Regions from separate parts of the Homo sapiens genome. Here all the other regions are linked to region 1. The links are chromatin contacts, found by Hi-C or POLR2A ChIA-PET in ENCODE. All regions are on one chromosome and are shown on one strand. Each heading gives the region's core, a stretch centred on a gene start or an enhancer-like site at or near the end of the contact. The rest is flanking DNA. Distances are from core to core; before and after follow the strand shown. Region 1 holds the start of LINC01972 (long intergenic non-protein coding RNA 1972). Region 2 holds the start of GP5 (glycoprotein V platelet). Region 3 has its middle 18 kb from the start of CPN2.

What was found. Hi-C counts contacts between places; a loop is a spot of excess contacts on that map. ChIA-PET counts read pairs that join two places held with the same protein, here RNA polymerase II (POLR2A). Pooled maps may share reads with other maps.
Region 2: a loop to region 1 is called in a map of heart right ventricle, with 5 times the contacts of the local background. The contact joins the promoter of GP5 here to the promoter of LINC01972 in region 1. A Hi-C loop is called at or near these places in 2 of 168 maps with a recorded cell type or tissue (heart right ventricle and naive thymus-derived CD4-positive, alpha-beta T cell) and 6 of 50 pooled maps. POLR2A ChIA-PET finds 5 or more read pairs at or near these places in 1 of 52 experiments (A673).
Region 3: a loop to region 1 is called in a pooled map, with 3 times the contacts of the local background. The contact joins the enhancer-like site here to the promoter of LINC01972 in region 1. A Hi-C loop is called at or near these places in 1 of 50 pooled maps. POLR2A ChIA-PET finds 5 or more read pairs at or near these places in 3 of 52 experiments (GM10248, H1 and PC-3).

What each region holds. Positions count from the first base shown.
Region 1 is chr3:194,767,365-194,771,489 of GRCh38, reverse strand. It overlaps LINC01972 (long intergenic non-protein coding RNA 1972), which reads left to right and starts at 2,781. Exons shown (of 3, transcript NR_146990.1): 1 at 2,781-2,854; 2 at 2,973-3,075. All of the region lies in intron 3 of LINC01968 (long intergenic non-protein coding RNA 1968), which reads right to left. The region is part of intron 2 of LOC105374292 (a long non-coding RNA gene); the gene reads right to left. RefSeq lists enhancers at 1,781-1,880, 1,996-2,290 and a silencer at 2,051-2,150.
Region 2 is chr3:194,396,182-194,400,567 of GRCh38, reverse strand. GP5 (glycoprotein V platelet) reads left to right here and starts at 1,302. Exons shown (of 2, transcript NM_004488.2): 1 at 1,302-1,330; 2 at 2,284-4,386. The coding sequence starts at 2,286. The coding sequence ends at 3,968. RefSeq lists an enhancer at 1-472 and a silencer at 3,352-3,401.
Region 3 is chr3:194,331,451-194,335,618 of GRCh38, reverse strand. No RefSeq gene overlaps it. Among named protein-coding and RNA genes, the nearest start is that of CPN2, 18 kb to the left of the region's middle. Within about 2 kb of position 1,723, at least 3 of the 41 ENCODE cell types and tissues checked have a DNase peak (open chromatin) inside an H3K27ac peak, as active enhancers do; they include PC-3, where a contact is called at or near this core.

The sequences.
Region 1 (4,125 bases), core at 1,532-4,031:
ATACTGTTCCAAAAGTCTGGCCTTTTCCAAAAACCCTAGCTCTTTCCACAAAGAAGCTCAAGAAGCTCCAGAAGAAATTCAGTGTTCTCCTCAAAAGCAGACACCAACTTGGTGGACCATAGGTGCATCCTGCAGAATCCCTAACAAGTAAGTGATTCAGAATGGAGGGGCTGAAAGAGAAGCAAATAGCCCCATGAGCCTGAGCCAGAGAAGCGGATGCTTGCAGACCTTGGAGAAAGTTTTCACCACCCTCATCAGCCCCATGGTTTCCCATTGTCTACAAAAAAGTTAGATTATTTTGTTCAGGATTCAGATACTTCACATCATGACTCCTATCATTCTAGTCTCATCTCCTTCTAAACTTCCAAGCCACTAGCCCCCTTGGAGCATTCATGCCTTTCAAATACACCCAACCCATTCCATTTACATGTTTTGTTCCAGCTACTGAAACATCTTTTATCTTAGGTTGGATTCTCAGACCCTTAGACAAGGATTCAAGTGCAAGTATATTTGGGACAGAAAAAACCAGCAGGATAGTGGGGAACAAAAAGAAGTCAATAAAGGGTACTTTTTTCAGCAGGTTCCCATTGTAGCAACTAACAGTTGATCCTACCTGGGAGACAGTGTAGGGCTCACTTCAGAATTGTCCTCAGCCAAGAGTAGAGAGAGGAAGTTGTGGGTATTTGTCCACCACTCCCATCAGTCACAGGTGTGGGTTTCTGCTGGGCGGGAGGGACATGGACTCTTCGGCATGCAAGTTCAGCTTGCACCAGTGAAAAGCCAAGGGGACACGGGCAGTGGGCCAAGGGGTCTGCTCCCCCTTTACGTCCCTCCTCCTTTCCCCACCACCACTTTTTAGTTTACCCAAATGACCCACTCATCAGGGTTCAATGCCATCTCCTCCCAAAAGCTTTTCTAACCTTTCATCAGAACCAATGACTCTTTCCTTTGGTTTCCACAAACAATCAGAGTACAACTGTGAGAAAAATCCTTTAGGTTTTACCCTTCACTCTGCTTAAGAGTGAAAGTCTTAATTGACAACTGGGCAGAATGGTGTTGGCGCGGCCAGGCGCGGTGGCTCATGCCTGTAATCCCAGCACTTTGGGAGGCCGAGGCAGGCAGATCACGAGGTCAGGAGGTCACAAGGTCAGGAGATCGAGACCATCCTGGCCAACATGATGAAACCCTGTCTCTACTAATAATACAAAAAATTAGCTGGGCATGGTAGCACGCGCCTGTAGTCCCAGCTACTCGGGAGGCTGAGGCAGGAGAATGGTGTGAACCCGGGAGGCAGAGGTTGCAGTGAGCCAAGATTGCACCACTTCACTCCAGCCTGGGCAACAGAGTAAGACTCTGTCTCAAAAAAAAAAAAAAAGAAAGAAAGAATGGTGTTGGCTCTCGTTCTCATTCCTTGATTTATTTCCTTTCTGCTTTGCATGAGGTGGTGTCTGTGACCCATGTACTCATAGCAAGTCTTTGAACCCATCAACATTAGAAATTAGAAAATACCTCTCAAAAAGCAGCATTGATTCTGTTGCCTAAATATATTCTTATTGCAAAAATAAAAATGTAAATGATGTCATTTGAAGCAGTGCATGGTTATTGCTCTTATAATACAATAGTAAGTCTTATTTGCATAAAGAGATATCTACAGTCCTATAAAAGTAAGAATGAATACCTAAATCCAAACTGCTCCTTCAAGTTACCTGGAACTGTGATATTTGCATACACCGAACCATCTACTCTTGTTCTGAAGAGGAGAGAATGAAAACTAAAGGAAACAAAGAATCAAAGAAGCCTTGAACCCACGGTGAGTGGAACCCTGAAGTGATCGGAGGACAGACTGGCATGTGGCAACCTTATTCTGTTCCTTCAAAGCAGCTACTGAATGTTGCGGTGAGCCCGGGAAGAGGACTGTCCTGCCTGCAGTCCTACAGAGGGAAGAGCTGTGCTTAATAAGTTAAAAAGCTGGGGCTTCTACCAAGCCACAGAAGAAGCCGGAGACAGTGTGTGCACATCTGCAAGCAAACAGACGCGTGTCTAACCCGGGGCGGCCGCGCTTCCCCTGCTTAGAAATCCATCATCTACAAGGGGTGGGGCCTGAGGAGCGCAACTCTCACTTGTTACTTTAGAAATCAATCATCTACAAGGGGTGGGGCCTGAGGAGAGCGGGCTTCCCCTGCTTAGAAATCAATCATCCAGAAGGGGTGGGGCCTGAGGAGCTTGGCTCTCACTTGTTACTTTAGAAATCAATCATCTACAAGGGGTGGGACCTGAGGAGGGCGGGCTTCCCCTACTTAGAAATCAATCACCCACAGGGGGTGGGGCCTGAGGAGCGCGGCTCTCACATGTTACTTGAGTTTTACCCAGCAGGTGGGAAGTCCAGAAGGCTGACTCGGTCTCTAAAATGCAGCAGAACCTGTGGCGACCACAGCCACCCAACAGCAAAAGAGGCAGCAGAGGCTGGGTGAGCACAGGACTGAGAATTCATGGAGAAAGTTCTTGAATTTAAGGGAGAGGTGAGACCATTTAATTGGCCAAAAAGGCCCAACTCTAAGAGCCGACCTGCAAGAAGCCAGCCCGGCAGCTTCTCCCATCACCACTCCCAGCTGCAGGTGGGCTGCCTGCTGTCCTTACCTCCCAGACAAGGGGGATCATGTCCTCCTTGGGGTCACCGTGGACCAGTGCGCACTTCTGTGGCCTGTTTTGCTCGCTGCACTTACCTACTGTGACACCACTGTTGCCGACACAGCCACCTCCGTGCGGGGGGTCCCTGGGGCAGACGCCCTGCTATCCTCATCTTAGGATACCCAGTTCCCAACACAGTGCCTGCTGCAAATTATCAGTAATAACAGTAAGTCTTTGTCACGTAATGAGTTACCTTTCAGTCTCTCTGCAGTCTCTTTCCTCCCAATGCCCCTTGGCTGCTCCCGAAGCCCTGACTCCTGACCTCCTGCCCCTTCTGTCTCCAGGGCCATTAACTCCCCTGCTGGTCCCTATCCATGGAGCCCATTGACAGATGAGTTTGATTCTGGACCTAAGAAGGACAGTTAACAGACACAGATATCTTTTAAGGTGAGGAGTGGGTATCGGATACCTGAAAGAGAAAAAGCCTACCAAAACCAACCTTATCTTCCTACCAATCTACCCACTAAGAGAGAGAAACCAGAATATTTTTGCCGGAGAATTATAATAGAGACTCACATCTACCCTCCTTCCTTCACTCAAAAGCCCTGCCCATCCCTCAGCACACATCTCAAAGAGGAACTGCCCCATGAAGCATTCCTGATCCCCAGCCAGGTGTGATGGTCTGTCCTGCGAGCCCCCCACAAGGTACCTTTTCTATGGCACTCACAATTTACTGCCTTCTACTGGATTATCAGTGACCAGACTACAGGTCCTGGTGGGCAGGGGCTGGGTCTGATTCACTGTGGTCCCACCTCACCCCAGCTCTACTCCCACCCCAGGCCCTGCCCAAGACGGGAGGTAAGCTGACTACATTGGTTTGAATAGGGTAAAAGGAAGGACAGCCAAGAGCATAATGCGGCTCAGATGAATTTCAGTTTAACTTTCCCAGAAGTTAAACTTCCCACTCATCAAGGTTCAATGCCTTCTCCTCCCAAAAGCTTTTCTAACCTTTCGTCAGAACCCATGACTCTTTCCTTTGGTTTCCGCAATCAGAGTACAACTGTTGGAAAAATCCTTTAGGTTTTGCCCTTCACCCTCTTAAGAGTGAAAGTCTTCATTGACAACTGGGCAGAATGGTGTTGGCTCTGAGCCAGCCTCTGAGTTCTGAGGCTGAGGGAGGTGCTATCCACCTGGCCCAGGACCTCCCGTCCTGGGCTCTTGGCAAGGCAGCTGACTCTCCCTGTCCTCTCCTAGCCCTACCACAACATTCCTGGGCATATCATCCCACTCACAAGGAGGATTCTTCTAGTGTTTATGAAGGCAGGGTTGGGCAAGACCCGAGAAGTGAGGAGCTAACAGACGGCTCTCCCCCAAGGCTGGTGTCCCCTCCTGCAGCATGGCTGCCAACTAGCCCCCCAGCCTCGGCTGCAACAACCCCACCCATGGGGAGCTAACAGCACTGCTCTTAGACAGCGGCGTCCGTGGGGCACTTTGCTT
Region 2 (4,386 bases), core at 53-2,552, 370 kb after region 1:
CAGAGGGGTCCTCACTTCCCAGTAGGGGCGGCCGGGCAGAGGCGCCCCTCACCTCCCGGATGGGGCGGCCGGCCGGGCGGGGGGCTGACCCCCCCACCTCCCTCCCGGACAGGGCGGCTGGCCGGAAGTCTTAATGCAGACAGCATTATCAGTGTGTTCAAAAGACACGTAGACACGTTTTGCCTATAGACAAATGGGCAAAAGGAAACCCAGCTTTCTCAAATGAAGCACAAGTGGGCCTTAATTATGTGAAAAGGTGTTCAAGTTCATCATTAAACAGGGAAAGGAAAAGTTAAAATCATGCTGAGATATCTTTCATAGAAATGGCAAAAAGCAGGAAGTGCCACGTGTGGGCAGAGAGGAAGCACAGGAACTCTCACAAATGGCAGGTGTCATCGTAGACCAACACAACCACTTTGGAGAGCAGTTTGACTTTCCCCAGTTAAACTGAACATGTGAGCGGCCGGGCGTGGTGGCTCATGCCTGTAATCCCAGCAGTTTGGGAGGCCGAGGCGGGCGGATTGCCTGAGCTCAGGAGTTCAAGACCAGCCAGGGCAACACGGTAAAACCCCGTCTCTACTAAAATACAAAAAATTAGCTGGGCGTGATGGTGTGTGCCTGTAATCCCAGCTACTTGTGAGGCCGAGGCAGGAGAATTGCTTGAACCAGGGAGCAGGAGGTTGCAGTGAGCCGAGATCGCACCACTGCACCCCAGCCTGGGCGACAGAGTCCCCCTCCCCCACCAAAAAAACAACAAGTGAGCATCCTGCAACCTAGCAATGCCATTGTTGAACAAGTTCAAAGATGTTCTTAGCCTTATTAGTCCCAAAAGGAAGAAAAAAATGGAGGATTTGAGAATGTTCTTAGCTTTATTGCTAAGCGGAGAAAGAAAAACAACACATACCAAAAAAAAAAAAAAAAAAAAAAAAAAAAAAAAAAAAAACCTGGGTGGGAAATTAGGGCCATGTGGCATGAAAAGGAAGACCCAGGGGAAGTGTGGCCCATCTAGGGGTGTGGCTACTGCAGTGATCCAGCTGTATCACTGAACTTCCCTGGCATCATAGAGTTATATTGTGCCATTTATGGAAAAACTCTCCCCACTGCTCTTGGCTTTGACAGTAGGAATCAGGTTATATATGGTCTCTCGGTTTGAAGATATTTGTCATTAAAAACCAGAACAAGGGCTCTGAGATAGGGTCCTTTCCTGACCTACTCTGGTAAAGTCTTTATCCTCAGGATGCAAGGATACCACCCTCTTCCTGTGGAAAGTGTCGAATCACATGCAGAGCTCTAAGTCTTTCAGTTACTTTGGAGTGCAGAACCATTTCAGGTAAGGCCAAATATTTTAAACATTAGTATAGGAAATTAGAGGGCTCTTTAGTCTGTGTGTGCATGAGAAGTAAAATTGCACGAGAAGCAATTTATGTAAAATTTCGCTTAGGAAACATTGTTTTGGCAGGTTAGTAGTATGGTGTGCATTTCCCAGAAAATTCAGTGCCGTGAGTATTACCTTTAGTTAAGCATCTTAGAAATAGTAGCTCTTTATGGCTAAGTCAGAAATACTACCCTCAAATTCTATGTGACCCTAGTTATACTGTTGAGCCTTTCTGTGCCTCTGTGCCTTCATCCTTGAATCGGGGATAATATACTTACCTCCTAAGGTTATTGTAAGGATTAAATGCATGTAGTATAAATAAAGAGCTGAGAACAATGCATGGCGTAAAGTGATAGGTATTATTATATGCTTTTGTTGGCTGTTGATTGAAGGTGTTCGCTGTTTTGGGGGTGTCCTTTAATAGAGTAACTTGGTACTGTGGAAATAGCATGATTGTGAGCAAAAGAATCAGATGGTGGTGGCTGCAGACTTTGCTGTTCCCTTCTTGACTGTTGGTTATAGCCAATGCAGGGTAAGTTATAAAGTCAAGAGCAGAGCCGTTTTCACAATGGACATTGCTTTGTGATGTCTGTGAGCTTGAATGTGAGAATGATTATTTTAATTCTCTATGTAAGGACTTTAAAGTATTGGCTATTCGGTAGCTTGAAAACTCTGTAATCTCAATGCTTTAAACTGAGAGTGGAAAATCAATAAAGCAAAAGCATGAGGCCACGCAGTGTAGAATGAGTGTCTTTTCACCACGTAGGGAAATCTGTAGTCCTAAGAAAAGAGGGAGTGAGAATTCTGGCGAAAGGATTGTGCCTCTGCACAAAGTGCAGGATCCCAGGGTTCAGTACAGGCGCGAACGCTCCTGTGTGTTGACCACACTCCCACGGTTGCTTTTTCAGACATGCTGAGGGGGACTCTACTGTGCGCGGTGCTCGGGCTTCTGCGCGCCCAGCCCTTCCCCTGTCCGCCAGCTTGCAAGTGTGTCTTCCGGGACGCCGCGCAGTGCTCGGGGGGCGACGTGGCGCGCATCTCCGCGCTAGGCCTGCCCACCAACCTCACGCACATCCTGCTCTTCGGAATGGGCCGCGGCGTCCTGCAGAGCCAGAGCTTCAGCGGCATGACCGTCCTGCAGCGCCTCATGATCTCCGACAGCCACATTTCCGCCGTTGCCCCCGGCACCTTCAGTGACCTGATAAAACTGAAAACCCTGAGGCTGTCGCGCAACAAAATCACGCATCTTCCAGGTGCGCTGCTGGATAAGATGGTGCTCCTGGAGCAGTTGTTTTTGGACCACAATGCGCTAAGGGGCATTGACCAAAACATGTTTCAGAAACTGGTTAACCTGCAGGAGCTCGCTCTGAACCAGAATCAGCTCGATTTCCTTCCTGCCAGTCTCTTCACGAATCTGGAGAACCTGAAGTTGTTGGATTTATCGGGAAACAACCTGACCCACCTGCCCAAGGGGTTGCTTGGAGCACAGGCTAAGCTCGAGAGACTTCTGCTCCACTCGAACCGCCTTGTGTCTCTGGATTCGGGGCTGTTGAACAGCCTGGGCGCCCTGACGGAGCTGCAGTTCCACCGAAATCACATCCGTTCCATCGCACCCGGGGCCTTCGACCGGCTCCCAAACCTCAGTTCTTTGACGCTTTCGAGAAACCACCTTGCGTTTCTCCCCTCTGCGCTCTTTCTTCATTCGCACAATCTGACTCTGTTGACTCTGTTCGAGAACCCGCTGGCAGAGCTCCCGGGGGTGCTCTTCGGGGAGATGGGGGGCCTGCAGGAGCTGTGGCTGAACCGCACCCAGCTGCGCACCCTGCCCGCCGCCGCCTTCCGCAACCTGAGCCGCCTGCGGTACTTAGGGGTGACTCTGAGCCCGCGGCTGAGCGCGCTTCCGCAGGGCGCCTTCCAGGGCCTTGGCGAGCTCCAGGTGCTCGCCCTGCACTCCAACGGCCTGACCGCCCTCCCCGACGGCTTGCTGCGCGGCCTCGGCAAGCTGCGCCAGGTGTCCCTGCGCCGCAACAGGCTGCGCGCCCTGCCCCGTGCCCTCTTCCGCAATCTCAGCAGCCTGGAGAGCGTCCAGCTCGACCACAACCAGCTGGAGACCCTGCCTGGCGACGTGTTTGGGGCTCTGCCCCGGCTGACGGAGGTCCTGTTGGGGCACAACTCCTGGCGCTGCGACTGTGGCCTGGGGCCCTTCCTGGGGTGGCTGCGGCAGCACCTAGGCCTCGTGGGCGGGGAAGAGCCCCCACGGTGCGCAGGCCCTGGGGCGCACGCCGGCCTGCCGCTCTGGGCCCTGCCGGGGGGTGACGCGGAGTGCCCGGGCCCCCGGGGCCCGCCTCCCCGCCCCGCTGCGGACAGCTCCTCGGAAGCCCCTGTCCACCCAGCCTTGGCTCCCAACAGCTCAGAACCCTGGGTGTGGGCCCAGCCGGTGACCACGGGCAAAGGTCAAGATCATAGTCCGTTCTGGGGGTTTTATTTTCTGCTTTTAGCTGTTCAGGCCATGATCACCGTGATCATCGTGTTTGCTATGATTAAAATTGGCCAACTCTTTCGAAAATTAATCAGAGAGAGAGCCCTTGGGTAAACCAATGGGAAAATCTTCTAATTACTTAGAACCTGACCAGATGTGGCTCGGAGGGGAATCCAGACCCGCTGCTGTCTTGCTCTCCCTCCCCTCCCCACTCCTCCTCTCTTCTTCCTCTTCTCTCTCACTGCCACGCCTTCCTTTCCCTCCTCCTCCCCCTCTCCGCTCTGTGCTCTTCATTCTCACAGGCCCGCAACCCCTCCTCTCTGTGTCCCCCGCCCGTTCCTGGAAACTGAGCTTGACGTTTGTAAACTGTGGTTGCCTGCCTTCCCCAGCTCCCACGCGGGTGTGCGCTGACACTGCCGGGGGCGCTGGACTGTGTTGGACCCATCCGTGCTCCGCTGTGCCTGGCTTGGCGTCTGGTGGAGAGAGGGGCCTCTTCAGTGTCTACTGAGTAAGGGGACAGCTCCAGGCCGGG
Region 3 (4,168 bases), core at 474-2,973, 430 kb after region 1:
GCTTTGGGATGGAGTTGATTTTCAGACGATCTTACTCTGTCTCTTCTAGGCTCCTGCCTCCCTAACACTGGGGTTACCCAGATATCATTTTGTTTAAATCTCCCCCAGCGATTCTAACGCATGGCCAGGGTTGAACATTTAGGCAGAATTTTGTCTCGGGCACTGTCCAGGGCTAGGTTCAGTGTAATTTGCACTGGGCAATGCTGGCCTCCTCAGACCCACCTGGTGTCTGCTCTGGATGAATTCATGAATGAAACAAGTGACAAACATCATGTATAAAAATATTTCATGGATTTTTTTTCTTTCTTGTTGATGTTTTCATTGTATTTTATTATTATTATTTTTTGAGATAGAGTCTCACTCTGTCTCCCAGGCTGGAGTGCAGTGGCACGATCTTGGCTCACTGCAACCTCTACCTCCCTGGTTCAAGCAGTTCCCCTGCCTCAGCCTCCCGAGTAGCTGTGATTACAGACACGCCACCACGCCCGGCTAATTTTTTTTTTGTATTTTTAGTAGAGATGGGTTCTTGCTATGTTGGCCAGGCTGGTCACGAACTCCTGGCCTCAGGCAATCTGCCCGCCTCGGCCTCCCAAAGTGCTGGGATTATAGGCATGAGCCACCGCGCCCGGCCGATGTTTTTAATTTTTCAGCATTAGTGCTCTCATAAATCTTGCATTTTTGAAGAAACAGCAGCTGGGGGTGCGCTCTGCCTTGCTTTTTTTTTTTTTTTTTTTTTTTTTTTTAGATGGAGTCTCCCTCTGTTGCCAGGCTGGAGTGCAGTGGTGCAATCTTGGCTCACTGCAACCTCTGCCTCCTGGGTTCAAGCGACTCTCCTGCCTCAGCCTCCCAAGTAGCTGGGGCTACAGGCACGTGCCACCATGCCCAGCTAATTTTTGTATTTTTAGTAGAGACAGGGTTTCAACATGTTGGCCAGGATGGTCTTGATCTCTTGATTACGTGATCCGTCCGCCTTGGCCTCCCAAAGTGCTGGGATTACAGGCGTGAGCCACCGCCACCGGCCTGCCTCGCTTTCTTATAGTAAAGGATGGCTAAGACATTCCAAAGCTCCTCCTTCCAGCAGGCAGGACGCTCTTCCAGGAAGCTTTGAATGTTGTACCTTCTTTAGTGATGTCCTGCTACTTGCCAGTCATGCAGCCCTCGGCAAATTACTAAGCTGTCTGTGGCTCAGTGTCCTCACCATAGTTTTATCACATAGCACCCACCTCATAGTGTTATTGGTGAAGATAAAATAAGTGCATCCATATAAAGTACCCACAACAATGACACATGGTACGTTCTCCAAAATCGTTATCTTGCATTATTATTTTTGTTAGTATTATTCTAGAGAGAACTGTGGGTGTGGGTGCGGACGGGGTAGGCAAGCACCGGCCAATTGTTTTACCTGTTCCCGTTGATCTGTTTCTGGAAGAACGTAAAAACTGCTGTTTATATATCAAAATTGCATTGTTTAGGAGGATTGGAAATGCAATTGACACAATTGTTCAGTGCTAACAGTGGATATTGGAAAACTGGACGGTGCCGTCAAAGATTAGACTGTCTAGCGCGATGCGAGTCCAAGGACGAATGCTTTCTGGCCCTCTCAGCCTGCTTCCACCACGCGCGCATCTGCAAGCATTTTAAGTCTGCGCCTGCAGAGGTCCCGAGCCTGGTCTCGGAGCGCCCCCTTGTGGTCGCACGGAAGAACGCGCCCCGCGCAGACGTGGAGGGCCAGGGAGGGGTTCTCCCAGCTCCGCCCGCGGGCGCGGCGCGGTACTTTATTCTTGGAAAGTCAGAACCGGGTCCCCTAGAAGGGATACGGGCACATTGACACGGTGACCCGGGGGATACTTGCCGGAGTGCATGCGGGCGTGCGTGCGGAGCCGTCACGGCTTCTGTCTCCTGCACGCCTGAAAAAGCGCCAGGTCCGCTTGGGGCCCATGCACCGAGGAGCCGCCGGGCGGAGGCGAGTCCACCCGCCACCCGGTGGGGCGGCGAAGCGTTCGGGGCGCTCCAGATTGTCCCCGCGCTGCCGCGGTCCTGCACAGTGACTCGTCCCGCGCCCTCCACGGCTTCCAAGCGTCCCCTGCGACCTCCAGATGCCGATGTGGTACGAACCCCGTCCTCGAGGATCTCAGCTGGGAGCCTCCTGCTGCGCGCTGCTGCCACGTGGACGCGCGGTTCAGGACCGCACCTGGCAACGTGCATCCTGGGAAGACTGTGCTTTGTTTTCTTTGGGATTTTATCAAGAGTTGTTCAGCACTTTGGGAATCTTTATCCCGAGGCAATGCTTAGCCCTGATTGCAAAATGTCAAACACGGACACAAATTCATCCTTTACTCATCGTGAGTGAGTGACAGTGACTTCCAGTCTGTTAGTGAGATCTTGGCCAAACATTCCACATGGAAACGAATTCTTTTATTATAAGTTACCTTTGACTTCTAATTAATATTACAGATAGAAGGTTTTATTTTTAAATTCTCTGCGAGGTTTGACGATATTATCTGTGAAGTTTTTTTTCAGGAGACTAAAGCGGGTGTTACAAATGATTTACCAGGAAATCATTAGGTCTGTGGGGGTGCGGTTCAGAGGTCAAAGTAACAGAAGGAGCAAAACCACATGGTCTTCATCAAAGGAGGCCTGCTGGTGTGTCCTGGCCCTGTTTTCCTCCCGGGGTGGAGGCTATGGGTCTGAGGCTCCCCTTCCCACCATGGCGTGAGAGATCCTTTCGCAGAGAAGCTTTGTAAAGGGGAGCAGAGATTCCAGCTGCATTTGGAGGGAAAGGACAGATTCGTGTATTAGTCTGTTCTCCAGCCAAAAAGAACCAACAAGAGATGATAGATAGATAGGAATTGGCTCATGCAATTGCAGAGGCTGAGAGATCTCAGGTTCTGCAAGCTGGAGACCCAGGGAAGGCGGTGGTGTAATTCCATCCAAGTCCCAAGACCTAAGAACCAGGGGATCTGATGATATAAATCCCGGTGCAAAGGCAGGAGATGAGATGTCCCCGCTCCAGCAGTGAGGCAGGAAGACGCGGGGCAGTTACTCCTTCCTCTGCCTTTTTGTTCACTCAGGCCCTCAGTGGATTGGGTGGTGCCTGCCCTGGCTGGGGAGCGGATCTGCTGTGCTGAGTCCACCTTTCCAAATGTCAATGTCATCGGGAAACGCCCTCAGAGACACACCTGGGAACGGTGTGTGTCATCAGGGTACCCTGTGGCTCACTCAGGTTGACACCTAAAATTGAACATCACAGTTAGGAAGCCTGATTTGTGGCACCCGCTCTGCCTCACTTGCGACCTGTGTCTGTGAACAAGCCACGCCCCCTCTCTCCAGGCCTCAAAATCTTCACTGAGTAACTAGGGGCTGAAAGCCTGGGTGGACGTGTGGATGCCCCACCTCCTGCTCCAGCCGTCTGAGGTGTGCCGCCTCTCCAGCAGGCACCCACCCCCTCACTTGGCCTGGAGGATGGTGGGCACCTCCCCAGGGTGGGGCCCAGCCAGAGCCCAAACTCTCAGCACTCTGGGGGCAGCGGAACCCCTTGGCCGCCACTCAGCGCAGACTGCAGCTGTCCAGCCTGGCCCCTCAAGAACCTTCTCTGCATTCTCCTTGCCCACTGGTTTGCTCAGTGATGATAAACTGACTCCCTGTCTGTGCAGCCCAGCCTTCCCTGGGCTGGCCTCCCTGTAACATTCCCGCTGGCTCTGGGCAGGTGGACACCCAGTCCCCAGACAGCCCTTCAGAAGTGGAAGCAGTCTTCATCATGCTCAGGCAGTCCTCCCGTCCCCAGTCTAAACATTGCCAGGAGCCACTTCTAACAAGTAGTTGCTCACACAACGCAGAGCCTTCACTTCCACGATCTCCGTGCCGTGGAAGCTGTGATTGCGGGCCATCGTGAAGGATGTGCTTCCTTCCAGAGCTGGGGATCCGGGGCTGAGGTCCCACGGTAGCTGGGAAGCCTTTTTCCTTGAGCCTTTTTCCTGGCAGTTTTCATCCGTCACTGTATCCGGGGAGCTTTTTATTTTTTTCTTGGAACTCTGTGGCTGGCCTGGCTGTGTCCTTTGATTCCAGTCCTGTGGGATGGATTATTCCAGCAACAGCCTTTGCAAGATTTCTTTGCCACACTGGCTGTCATGGAAATTCCAGAGACTATGGAGGCAGCCTTCAGAGAGCC